Linked DNA regions of Homo sapiens: regions 2 and 3 are each linked to region 1. A link is a contact called in ENCODE Hi-C or POLR2A ChIA-PET data. All regions are on one chromosome and are shown on one strand. The core of a region is the stretch at or near the end of the contact, and the rest is flanking DNA. Distances in the headings are between cores, read along the strand shown. Region 1 holds the start of CREB3L2 (cAMP responsive element binding protein 3 like 2). Region 2 holds the start of BRAF (B-Raf proto-oncogene, serine/threonine kinase). Region 3 holds the start of NDUFB2-AS1 (NDUFB2 antisense RNA 1).

Region 1 (3,736 bases), core at 849-3,348:
TCCCAGAGTGAATGCCACAGTCACGGGTAGCATCTCGCACCTTTCCCTGTGAACTCACAAATGCAAGCTACAGGGCCAAAGAACAGCAAGGTAGATGCCTGTGCGTAATTCATCCCACCAGCTGAAAGACAACCCCCTAGCTGTGGCATTGCAGCTGCTGGATGAGACACTGTCACAGCGAAAGAATACTTCAAGAACAAAAGAGAAGGGCTGCCCCTCTGCATATGGATAAAATGTAGCCTGTCAGTAGAAACTCCTGGAGCACCCATTCATCAAAAGATATTTGAGGAACAACATACTCCAAGTTCTTTACTGAGGACAGGAAGCACATCTGGTACCCCAACCTCCGTGCTGCCCACATAGTGTCCCCATGACAAGCTCAGCAAGCAAAGCCCAGAAGATCACACTGAACATCTGGCTTTTGCCCCAGCATGAACTACCACTCCCTCTCAGCCCTGCACTCTGCATTTTTTTTAAACAAGCCACTCTCAGCCACCACAAATACTTCGGTGGGAATCAGCAGGGAGGCCCTCATTCCTTGTCTCAAAATAACGTCAGCCAGAGTCAAAGGCCAAAGAGGTGGAGCCTGCAGGCCATTTTGCGAAAGTTTCAAATATCTTGGTACTGACCCCATTAAAAAAGCGTGAAGGGGAAGCAGCCAAGCCTCCAGTGGTTTTCTCATTAGTGTCCCCCCTCACCCCAGCCCCACCCCCATTACAAACGTCTGCATGGATAAGAATCAAACAAAGAGATCTTGCATAAAGTCCTATGATCAGTGCTGGCTATTGAAAACAAAATTTCATTTTGCAAACTTAATACCAAAAACTTGACATTAAAAACTTTAAAAGAAATGTGCGTGCTCTGGGACAGCTTAATCCCCCAAGAGATCTCTGAGGCATTAGTATAAGACTGAACAAGCAACTGGTGAGCTGTCCCACCTTCCCCAGAGCCTTTCTTAAATATGCAACTGTCTCAGATTTTCCATACTCCTCTGCTGGTTTTTCCTCCGAAGAGGGAGGAAGGAGACTTCTTGGTCGTACAGTTTAAGAAAGCAAATAAAGCCGCCTTTCTCCCTAACGTAGAGGAGCCCTTTCAACACACACACACACACACACACACACACACACACACACACACACGTGTACTTTTTAAAATATAAATATGAAAGAAGAGGAAGGGAGGGAGAGAGGGAGAGAGAATACGAGACAGATGAAAAGGAAATGCTACTTAATCTTGTCCAGTTTTTGAAAACCTCAAAAAAAAATCAATAGCAAACTAGGCGGAGGCATGTTATTCTCAAAACACACACTCCCTCTCCCGCATTACAGTACTGTTAACAACAGCAAATGATATTACAGATGGAAAAAGCCTCAGGGAAAAAAGCATGAATTGTTAAAGGAATACAAAGTGGCATTACTCTCATGAGAAATGTAAAGGGGCCAGCTGCCCGCCTTCATCTGCTCAGACATTAAAGTACACCTCGCCCAGGACCTCTTGATTCTGACCATGCCCTGCCCCAAACCCTGCCTTCCCGGGTCCCAGGACTCCAGCTGCTCCTCGCGTGACAACACTTGCCCGCTTTGAAAGCCCTCCTGCCCCGCCCGCCGGGTCCTCACCGTGTGGTACATGAGGGCCTCGCCGTCCCCGGGCTCTGACAGCTCGCTCAGCTTGCGGTCCCACTGCAGCACGCCCTGCTCCCCGCTCTCCAGCACCTCCATGGCGGTGCGGGCCGCGCTGGGCCGAGGATGCTAAGCGCAGGAGGGGACGCGCAGAGCTGCCTCGGACCGGCAAGGTTCCTCTCTCTCCGCGTGTGCTTGCGTGTGTGCGCGCGCGTGTCTGTAGTTTTGCACTTGGAAAGCAAACGTCTGCTCCTCTGCCGGAGAGAGGATGGCCAAGCGCTCCCGTCCGGTGTCCTCGGAGATCCGAGAATCCCCAGGGACACGAGCCGGACCAAAGGCTGCCGGGGCTAAAGCGGGATGTGCATCCAAAATGAAGGCAGAAGACCCGCTCTCATCCCAGGAAAATCCCTTAGCCGCAAGCCCACTTGCCGCTACGGCTCCAGACACAAACTTTGAGGGACCCCAGGGCTCCTCGGCTCTGCTCCAGGACCCAGCTGCGGCCCCACCTCCCTCCAAGGCTTGACCAATTGGATATCCGCCTTGCCTAGCAGACCCAATCAGAAGTCTCATTCTCGGCTTTGTCCCGCCCCCAAAGGCAGAGGCCGCGGGAAGTCTCCGCCCACGCCTTGGAATGTAGCCGGGGAGTGTCTGTGACGTCACCGAGGAACTCCTCCTGCTTGAGCGCGGCCCGCTGTCTGCTGTCGCCTACAGCTGACCAATAGAGGGCTTGGGTCCGGAAGTGATGGACTGGAGGCTTGACTAATGTGAAAGGGGCGTCTGAAAGGTACAGCCAATGAAATAGCGACAAGAATACATTTTGTAAAAGAGGGAGGGTGAGTTCAGTCCTCTTGCTGAGAATCCTCAGAAATTTACCAGCGCGCCGACAGGGGGCGCGAGAGTTGTTGCGCGGGGGGCTTAAACATTTTCGAGTACTTTAGTTCATTTGAATCTCTCGGAATTTTTTTAATGGATTACATATTATACAAAAATACAAATATTCCTCATGCACATACATTTATATTAGTGCAGCTCTAGGAAATTGTCATTGTTCTTCACCTTTTTCGCCCATTTTCTGTTGGGTTCTTCTATTTTTTATGGACTTCACTTATTGTATGTTTTTCTTTCATCTGCTTGATAAGAGTCAATGGCATGCTTTTCCAGGTCCTACAGAAGTGAGCCCAGTCCTTGAATTCATAGAGCTTTTATCTCAGAGGAGTCAGGCAATAAACAAAGAAATAAACATTTAAATTCAGAAAGTGGAAATTGCTATAAAGAAAAATAAAAGCAGGAAAACAGGATGCGTCAAGATCGATGCTATTTTACGTGCTGATCAGGGAAGTTCTTCCTAAAGGAAATGAGATTTCGGGGGAAGCTGGTATTCACGTGATTGCTGGGGAGGCCAGTGTGGCTGCAGCAGAGGTGCTTGGCAGGGAGGGGTGGGAAAGGCCAGAAAGGTGAGCCAGGGCCAGAGCACCAGGCCTGCCTCCTAGAATAGGGAAGAGATGGCCTGTTCTAAAGGAATTCCCCCGAACACTGTGATTCTTCTTCCTCCTTTTTAATTCCAAAAATATAGTTTACCTATCTTAAATATAAAAGCAGGTCTTTGCCAGTTAGCTCTAGAAGTTTCTTACAATGGCACATTCAGGTATTAGCTATTGTGTTGTTTCCTTGGCAAGTATTTTTTGGCGGGTGGAGACAAATGTCTTTGAACTCTATGTTGTCTTTAAAGCAGCAGTTTATCATATAAACTATTGCATTTGTCTGGTCCTATCTTCTGGGGTCTTTTGAGATTTTTTTTTTTTTTTTTTTTTTTTTGAGACAGTCTCACTCAGTTACCCAGGCTAGAGTGCAGTGGCACGATCTCAGTTCACTGCAGCCTCCACCTCCTGGGCTCAAACAGTTCTCCTGCCTCAGCCTCCTGTGTAGCTTGGACCACAGATGTGCACCACCACACCCGGCTAATTTTTAAATTTTTTGTAGAGGCAAGATCTCACTTTGTTGCCTGGGCTGGCCTCAAACTCCTGGGCTCAAGCAATCCTCTCTCCTGAGTCTCTCAAAGTGCTGAGATTTAAGGCATGAGCCACCACGCCCAGCTTTTGAGATTATTTTAATGCTTA
Region 2 (3,736 bases), core at 689-3,188, 2.9 Mb after region 1:
TCTAAGCAAAAATGCATACTGAAAAGTGGAATGATTTTAAGAAACTTAAAAATGAGAAATTTTAGAACAGATCAAATGATGGTACAGAACACATTTTGGGCATGTAACAAAGATGATATAAAGAGTAGAAAACAAACATTATCATAAACAAGCTGATGCTGAATAAAGCAAGCATATTGGATGAATTTCCAAAGATGATGATGCAAAAAAAAAATTGCAGAGAGAATGAGATGTTATGAGAATTGAGAAATTAGATGTTAATAGTAAGTAGCAAAGAGAACTTCGAGCAAAGTCAACAGAGTAAGTCACATTACCTAATCAATAACTGTAAACCACAATTATTATACCATATCTTATTTGTAAAGCATAATAAAGTATTATTTTCTGTAATAAAATACCAAATATTTGTAATAAATTTTATGTAATAAAAAAACGTAAATAATTTGACACAGTGCTAAGAGGCTGACTAATGCAAAAACAGGCTGAGAGAAGCAAGGACTGGAGAGGAAAAAGGAAAAGGAAAAAAATAGGACAAAAAGGAGGACAACACTAAGAAATCAATCAGACCTATAAAAATGGGTAGGAATAAAGAGGTGTGAATGCACAATGGACGACTAGCCAAAAAGTGCCAGTAGTGCAAGCGCGAAAAGAGCCAAGTGAAACCTGATGGAATCTTGACAGCTTCTGGGCTCAGAAAACAAGTAGCTCCAAAGTGTCCAGGAGGATTTGTGAAGATAACAACAGACAACAATGTTAGGGAGTGGTGAGATCAAGTACAGAGCCTCAAGAGGACCAGGGTAAGAGAAGTGCAAAAATGCTCTTAAGTGGGAGCTGGGGTTAGAAGGCAGGCAGGTCCGACAACTGGAAAATGAGCGGGCGGTAGATGGGAATAGAATGGGGGTTACCAATCAGCGACAGAGCGCTGACAAACATTAGGAACAGAGGACCAGAGACCAGAAAAGGCATCGGAAACTGCGATTTAGGATTGAAAAAGTAAAGACTAAATCAAAATAATTTGCTGGGTAAAACAGGTGAAGAGAAATCCCCAAATAGAAAAGTGAAAAAGGGCAGCGGACTGAGAAGGGGGGCAGTCCGGGAGAGGAGAGAGGAAATGATGAGCCCCATCATCCCCACGACCATGTAAGAATTACACGCGACAGTAACTCGGGCTGTTGTCTCAGCCCCAGCAACTAACCTATATCCTCCACGTCGAGGCCGCCGCCGCCCCCACCCCACAGAGATGCAGAGCTGGATACTTCAGCCAATCGTGACCTTCTCGGACCAACCCTGAGTTTCGCCCCCTATTGATAGCCTCCCGCTCAACCACCGCTGCCCCAATCCCCACATCTGGGGTGGGGGCCAGGGAAACCCCCCGGGCCATTGTGTGTGTTTACGTAGGAAGGCGCTGCATGACGGAGAGGGACACGGGGGCGATGCCCACCTCCCAGCCCGCGGAGCTGGCCCGAGAAGGTGGCTGAGGGCATCAAGCCCCCACCGCCGCCTCTTTCCAAAATAAACACCAGCCAGCCGCCGAGCCCGGAGTCGGGAGGGCGGCAGGGTGGCGCCAGCACTCACCTCCTCCGGAATGGCAGGGTCCGCAGCCGAAGAGGCCGCGGCGCCGGCGCCGGCGCCGGCCTCGGGCTCCATGTCCCCGTTGAACAGAGCCTGGCCCGGCTCCGCGCCGCCACCACCGCCACCGCTCAGCGCCGCCATCTTATAACCGAGAGCCGGGGCCCGAGCGGCCGCTGTCGGGCGGGGAGGGGGAAGGGAGGCGGAGAGCTGGGGGAGGCGGAGGCGGAGGCGGAGGCGGAGGAGCGGGGGGCGCGGGGGGCGCGGGGAGGAGCGGCCCGGGCGGCGCCGCGGGCGGAGGGCGCCTGGGCCACCTCAGGTACCGGCCCGCGGCCCCGGGCGCAGCCGAGCCTGAGGGGATTGGGGGAAGGACGCTAGGCGGGGGTGCGGGGGGGAGCGGGGGAAGGGGGCGGAGACGACGAGAAGTCGCCGCGGCAACGGCGTCACCCGCGTGTCACGGTCGTGACGTCACCCCGGTGCGTGACGTAATCTGAGGCGCGCCTTCGCGCCGTCGTCCGGGGAGGGTTTTTTCCCTTCTAACCACCCGCGCTCTCACACTTTGCCTCCGCTCCGCCGTTTCCATGGCTCCGGTTTCCTACTTTCCTCTTGTCTCCTCCGTCCTCAGCCTGTTCTGTAATGTGGGATTTACTAGAAGAGCAGGGCTGGTGTTCGAGGAGGAGAAGTTGAAATCCTAGAGGGAGGAAGGCGGGGAAGCCAATACTACTTGCTATTTCCACTGCAATGAACGTCTCTGTGTCATCAAAATAAGAACTTCAACCCCAAGGTTGAAACAGCCAAGCAGAATTTGATGGAAATATATTTAGGAACAGCTAAATTAGCAGTGCGACGCGTGTTTTCTTTTCATTGAAGAATTCAGCCAGTTAAAACGAGTCTAAATGGAAGTCTGAAAGCTTTTTCTTCATTGTTGAGGAATAAAATATTTCGTGTATTTTTCGTTTTCCAGATTCATTCATTTAACAAATATCAGTTGAGCACTTTCCATGCCGTAGGGCCTGTACAAGGCACATAGCATTCTAGACATCTGAAGCATCAAAACTAATCATTTTTATTTTGAAGAAAATCACTCAAAATATTTTATGTACTTTGTGCCTTTCATGAACAGAATATTCCAAGCATTCTCTGCAAAATACGCATGAAAACAATTGGGAGAGAAGAGGTCAATTATCTTTGAGAAGCCCAATTACAGAATGAAATTCAATTCATTATTAAAAATACATGGATCTAATAAAGAATAAATAATTGGAAAAGAAAAGTTTAAGGAAGAGAGAAACGGGAATGAGAAACAATTACTGTGGGCTCCCAATGGCCTGGAGTGAATCACCAAAGTAACCTAAACATGAAGTCATGAAAAACTAAGTGGATTCTGCCTTTTAGTACTTCCCATCATGGGGGAAGTCACCAGCGACCTCCTTACTGTATTTTGGATGATTCAAGAAATAGAAAGGTGTCCTACTGACTTCTGAAACAGGGTGTCTTCATATTGATTAGGGTCACCGTAAGCCTGGGAGCTGATGCTTACTCTCAGGTAAAGGATGCTGTGTGAGGCTGCTTGATGAATGAGAATACTAACATTCTTCTGCATTGAAAAAATATAACCTATAAGATGAACATTGTAGGCCGGGCGCAGTGGCTCACGCCTGTAATCCCAACACTTTGGGAGTCTGAGGCGGATGGATCACCTGAGGCCAGGAGTTTGAGACCAGCCTGGCCAACGTAGTGAAACCTCATCTCTATTAAAAGTACAAAAAATTAGCCTGGTGTGGTGGTGCACACTTGTAATCCCAGCTACTCAGGAGCCTGAGGCAGGAGAATCATTTGAACCTGGGAGGCAGAGGTTGCAGTGAGCCGAGATTGCACCACTGAACTCCAGCCTGGGCAACAGAGCCAGACTCTGTCTCCAAAAAAAAAAAAACATGAACATGGTATGCTTTGTTAACTTCATTGTACATTCTCCTCCAAGTAGGAAAGTTTCTATGAGGAAATAAATTTAAATCAAAAAGTGGCTTGGCAAATGTAGAGTAAATGATCACAAGGGATGATGTCATCAAGCTAAACTAATCTGAAGCACCCTTTACTATAAGGACATACTTAGAAGCAGACTGAAATAGCACCATTAGCCAGTCATGGCACCTTTTCCCCTTTCATC
Region 3 (3,736 bases), core at 818-3,317, 2.7 Mb after region 1:
GCCTATCCATTCCATTGTGGAAGCTGGGCCAGGTGCCAGGGACACTCTCCTTCAGGGAAAATGTTATGTGGAGGAGGACGAATAAATTTATTTTGTTTTCCTGTTTTTCTCATTTCTTGACCCGCTATACTCCCTGGTCAGATGGGTACTGCTGGTAGTTCCCAGACTTTGATATTCAGGTTAGAAAATGCCATCAAGTCCTACTGATCTGTGGCATGTGCACACACACACACACACACACACACTCTTTATGTATAAATATCATGCAGGTGCTACCTGCCAGCATAATATACACTTAGGGCAAATTTCATTGTACTTCAAATTATCTTCTTGGTAATTTTTAATAGATTTTGCTAACTCCTTGGTAACTTTTATTACAAGGTAAAACAAAACTGATGAAAGTGGCTGACATACCGGGGACGTGAGCAGAACGGCTTGGCCACTTCCTTAACATGGCCCCGGGTTCACCCGCTAGTCCGGAACTACAGTTTCTCTGCCACAGTGTCTGCGCCTGTCCACTTGCAGGCATTAATTTTGGTGAATATGAAGAGAGTTAATATAACCAGTGTGTCCTCTTCTCCATGGCAGCGCCCAGGGACAGACCTGCAGTGACCACCACCTGCCCCTCTCTGCCAGGCCCAACCACGGGCTTTCTTCTCAGAGCTGAGCTGATGTGGCCGTCTGGCTGACTAGGAGGGGCCCGGGGTCAGCCTGGAGGGGGGGTATTTGTAAAGCTTAATTTCTCTTTTTTTTTTTTTTTAGGTAAAATCACAGTTTATCCCTGCACCTTCATAGATTATGTTGCTCGTCTTAGAGACCACCAGGCAGCGAATGGAGTCAAGCCCTTGCGCTCTCCGAGAGTCCTGCCCTGACTACAGGACTAGTTTCTCCCATTCTTTCCTTCTCCAGGATAAAGTTCCTCATTCCTGTCTTTTAGTGAGCAGTATGGTTTAGGTGGACAGAGATTCCTTTGGTGCAGTTTTTTTCAAGGAGGTGATGTTATTTTTTCCTTCCCAGGTCTTGAGGGGACATTCAAAGCAGGCAGAGAGGGGTTGGGATGGCTCCAGATGGCTGGGAGGGAGAACACCAGCTGGTCACGCAGCCCCTCGTGCCAGTGCGCATCAGGTACAGTGTGGAGGCGGGAAAGGGACAAAAAGACGGCAGTCTCTTCCCTGAGCCTATGCCAACCCAGCCTTAAAGCCAGTGGATCGAATCAAGCCATTTGTGGCATTATCTATTGCTGCGTACGAACTTAGCCTGGCACAATGCCTGTAATCCCAGCTACTCGGGAAGTTGAGGCAGGAGAATCGCTTGAGCCTGGGAGGCAGAGGTTGCAGTGAGCCGAGATGGTGTCACTGCACTCCAGCCTGGGTGACAGAGCAAGGCCTTGTCTCAAAAAGAAAAAAAAAAAAAAAAAAGAATTATACACCACTCAGTTTTAGGAGGGGCAGAACACGGGGAGAGCCCTACAGGATCAGAGGGGCAACCAACAAGCTGTTTCAGAAGGCATGGGGCAGCTCAGCAACCATAAGTTATGCGTGGGCTTTGCTCTCGGGAGAGAGGTTTCCTGCAGCCGAAGGACTCACAGCTAATCTGGGTCAGGAGCGGCTGCCGGCTCCCCCACTCCTGGAGATGAGCGACTCTGTGACGTCACGGGAGGCGCGGGCGGAGCGCCGGGGAAGCGAAGTAGGCAGGGGCGAGGCGGCTGGGGACCGCGGGGCGGACGGGAGCGAGTATGTCCGCTCTGACTCGGCTGGCGTCTTTCGCTCGCGTTGGAGGCCGCCTTTTCAGAAGCGGCTGCGCACGGACTGCTGGAGATGGTGGAGTCCGTCAGTGAGTGTGGGGCTGGGGATGGGGGCCTCGCCGGCCTGTAGCGGACAGCGCGGGTCCCTGGGACGCTCTCACCTTGACTGGGGCGCCTGAAGAGGCCGCGTCCCGAGGCATGCTGGGACCTGTAGTCCGCGTGTCTCCTGAAGCCGCGACTCGAGGAGAGGGACCCCGCTGGCCGGAGGGAGAGGGAGAGACTTCGCTGGGCAGATGGGACACCGTGTGCAGGGCCGTCATGGTAGTAGGGGCCGCCTGCCCTCGGGAGACGCACGCGTGAATGCGGAGCGGGCTGAGCCAGTCGGCGCCGGCGCGGGCGGTCCAGGCGGAGGAAGCAGCGTGCGCGGCGGGTGTGGACGCTCCTGGAGCGAGGCGGGGGGCGGCGGCGGTGAGGCCTAGGGAGGGCGCGGTCCAGGGTCCCGGTGCCTGGCTGCGGAATTTAGGGTAGAGTCTGTTCGGCAGCCTTTAATCGGAGACGTCACGTGGCCGCTTTTTAATGCTGAAAAATCACTCTGGCTGCAGGGAGTGGAGGCTGTCGCCCAGAGAGAGCGCCGTCGGGTGAGAGGAGCAGAAAGCCGGAAGCCAACGCTGGGGCAGCCGTGGCGTTTAGGAGAGTGACAGGCAGAGCCGCCCGCGAGGTGGCCCGAGACGCAGACCGGAGGGCGGAGGGCTGGGGGTGCGAGGTAGGGAGCGGGTGCGAGGTAGGGAGCAGCTGCCGAAGCCGAGTTAGTGGTGTGCAGAGATTCCGTAAGAGCAGGACTGGAAAAGAGTCATGGATGATTCCAGGTCCCTTAGATCATCAGCTACACTTTACCAAGAGGCAGTGTGGGGTCGTGATTCCAAGCGGGATTCTGGCCGCACAGTGGCTGGGTTCAAATCCCACCTCTGCCACACTCCAGCTGTGGGACCTTGGAAAAGTTTCTTATTCTCTTAATGCCTCAGTTTCCTCACCCATTTGGCGTCCATTTGCAAGGAACTAAATGAGTTACTGTTATCTAAAGCGTGTTTGTGTGTTTTAGGAGATGGGGTCTAACTCTGTCAGGCAGGCTGGAGTGCAGTGGCGCGATCCTAGCTCACTGCAGCCTCTAACTCCTGGGCTCAAGTGATTCTCCAGCCTCGGCCTCCCAAAGTGTTGGGAATACAGGCGAGCCACTGCGCTTGGTCTCACTAAAGTGTTTAAAACAATTGCTGGTGCCTGCTAAGGACCGTACAAGTATTCTTTAACTGTTGTTGTTATTAAGGAACTGAGGCCCAGGAAATGAAAGGAGTGACTTGCCTGAAGTCCCACATGGATGAAGAATCTGGAGCTGGGGCAGGTGTGGGGTGGGCAGAAGGCAAAGCCCTGTGTGACTTGGGCAAAGACAGTGATGGAGAGCCATGAGCGACAGCCCTTGGTCCTGCATGAGGAGATGGGGGAATGCCGATCTTCCCTGAGGTGCTGGCTTGTTCGTAACACACACTTGTTTCAGAGTGTGTGATAATTAAGTGCATAAATGTTTATGGAGCATCTTCTATATGGCTGCTCCTTTCTAGGTGCTGAGGATATAGCAGAATACGAGAGAGAATGAAGTGTACATTCTGGAGAGGAGAGACCAGTAGAAAAGAAAGACCTTTTTTGAGTACTGTTAAGGGTTATGAAGAGAATACAGCTGGGGATTAATATGGAGAATGCGTGGTGTGGGAGTAGAAGGGATATTGTATTTGGGGATGGCGTGGGAATGCCTGGGAGTGTGATTTGAAGCGGGACCTGAGGGATGAGAAGTCAGCCATGCAGAGACCTCAAGGGAAGAGCCCGGTGGACATAAGAGGGCAGAGGAGGCATCAGGTGGAGAGGCCAGAGCCCGCAGGGTTGGCAGGAGGCCAGGCTGGAGTGGAGCGTAGGGGAAGAGTGGGAGAGACCAGGTCACAGGGA

Evidence for each region. Hi-C counts contacts between places; a loop is a spot of excess contacts on that map. ChIA-PET counts read pairs that join two places held with the same protein, here RNA polymerase II (POLR2A). Pooled maps may share reads with other maps.
Region 2: a loop to region 1 is called in a map of B cell, with 20 times the contacts of the local background. The contact joins the promoter of BRAF here to the promoter of CREB3L2 in region 1. A Hi-C loop is called at or near these places in 3 of 168 maps with a recorded cell type or tissue (B cell, CD4-positive, alpha-beta memory T cell and CD8-positive, alpha-beta T cell), 1 of 37 single-sample maps with no recorded cell type and 8 of 50 pooled maps.
Region 3: a loop to region 1 is called in a map of CD4-positive, alpha-beta memory T cell, with 16 times the contacts of the local background. The contact joins the promoter of NDUFB2-AS1 here to the promoter of CREB3L2 in region 1. A Hi-C loop is called at or near these places in 1 of 168 maps with a recorded cell type or tissue (CD4-positive, alpha-beta memory T cell) and 6 of 50 pooled maps. POLR2A ChIA-PET finds 5 or more read pairs at or near these places in 1 of 52 experiments (activated naive CD8-positive, alpha-beta T cell).

What each region holds. Positions count from the first base shown.
Region 1 is chr7:137,999,988-138,003,723 of GRCh38, forward strand. It overlaps CREB3L2 (cAMP responsive element binding protein 3 like 2), which reads right to left and starts at 2,099. Exons shown (of 12, transcript NM_194071.4): 1 at 1,617-2,099. The coding sequence starts at 1,718. LOC124901752 (a long non-coding RNA gene) reads left to right here and starts at 2,320. Exons shown (of 3, transcript XR_007060551.1): 1 at 2,320-2,403. RefSeq lists enhancers at 1,124-1,722, 1,639-1,778, 1,723-2,320, 1,869-1,958, 2,049-2,118 and 2 more.
Region 2 is chr7:140,922,991-140,926,726 of GRCh38, forward strand. It overlaps BRAF (B-Raf proto-oncogene, serine/threonine kinase), which reads right to left and starts at 1,939. Exons shown (of 18, transcript NM_004333.6): 1 at 1,576-1,939. The coding sequence starts at 1,713. LOC105375536 (a long non-coding RNA gene) reads left to right here and starts at 2,102. Exons shown (of 5, transcript XR_002956518.2): 1 at 2,102-3,512. RefSeq lists a silencer at 1,762-1,831.
Region 3 is chr7:140,695,010-140,698,745 of GRCh38, forward strand. NDUFB2-AS1 (NDUFB2 antisense RNA 1) reads right to left here and starts at 2,068. Exons shown (of 2, transcript NR_024454.1): 1 at 1,906-2,068; 2 at 327-1,811. It overlaps NDUFB2 (NADH:ubiquinone oxidoreductase subunit B2), which reads left to right and starts at 1,699. Exons shown (of 4, transcript NM_004546.3): 1 at 1,699-1,833. The coding sequence starts at 1,736. ADCK2 (aarF domain containing kinase 2) reads left to right here. Exons shown (of 8, transcript NM_052853.4): 8 at 1-101. RefSeq lists an enhancer at 1,708-2,017.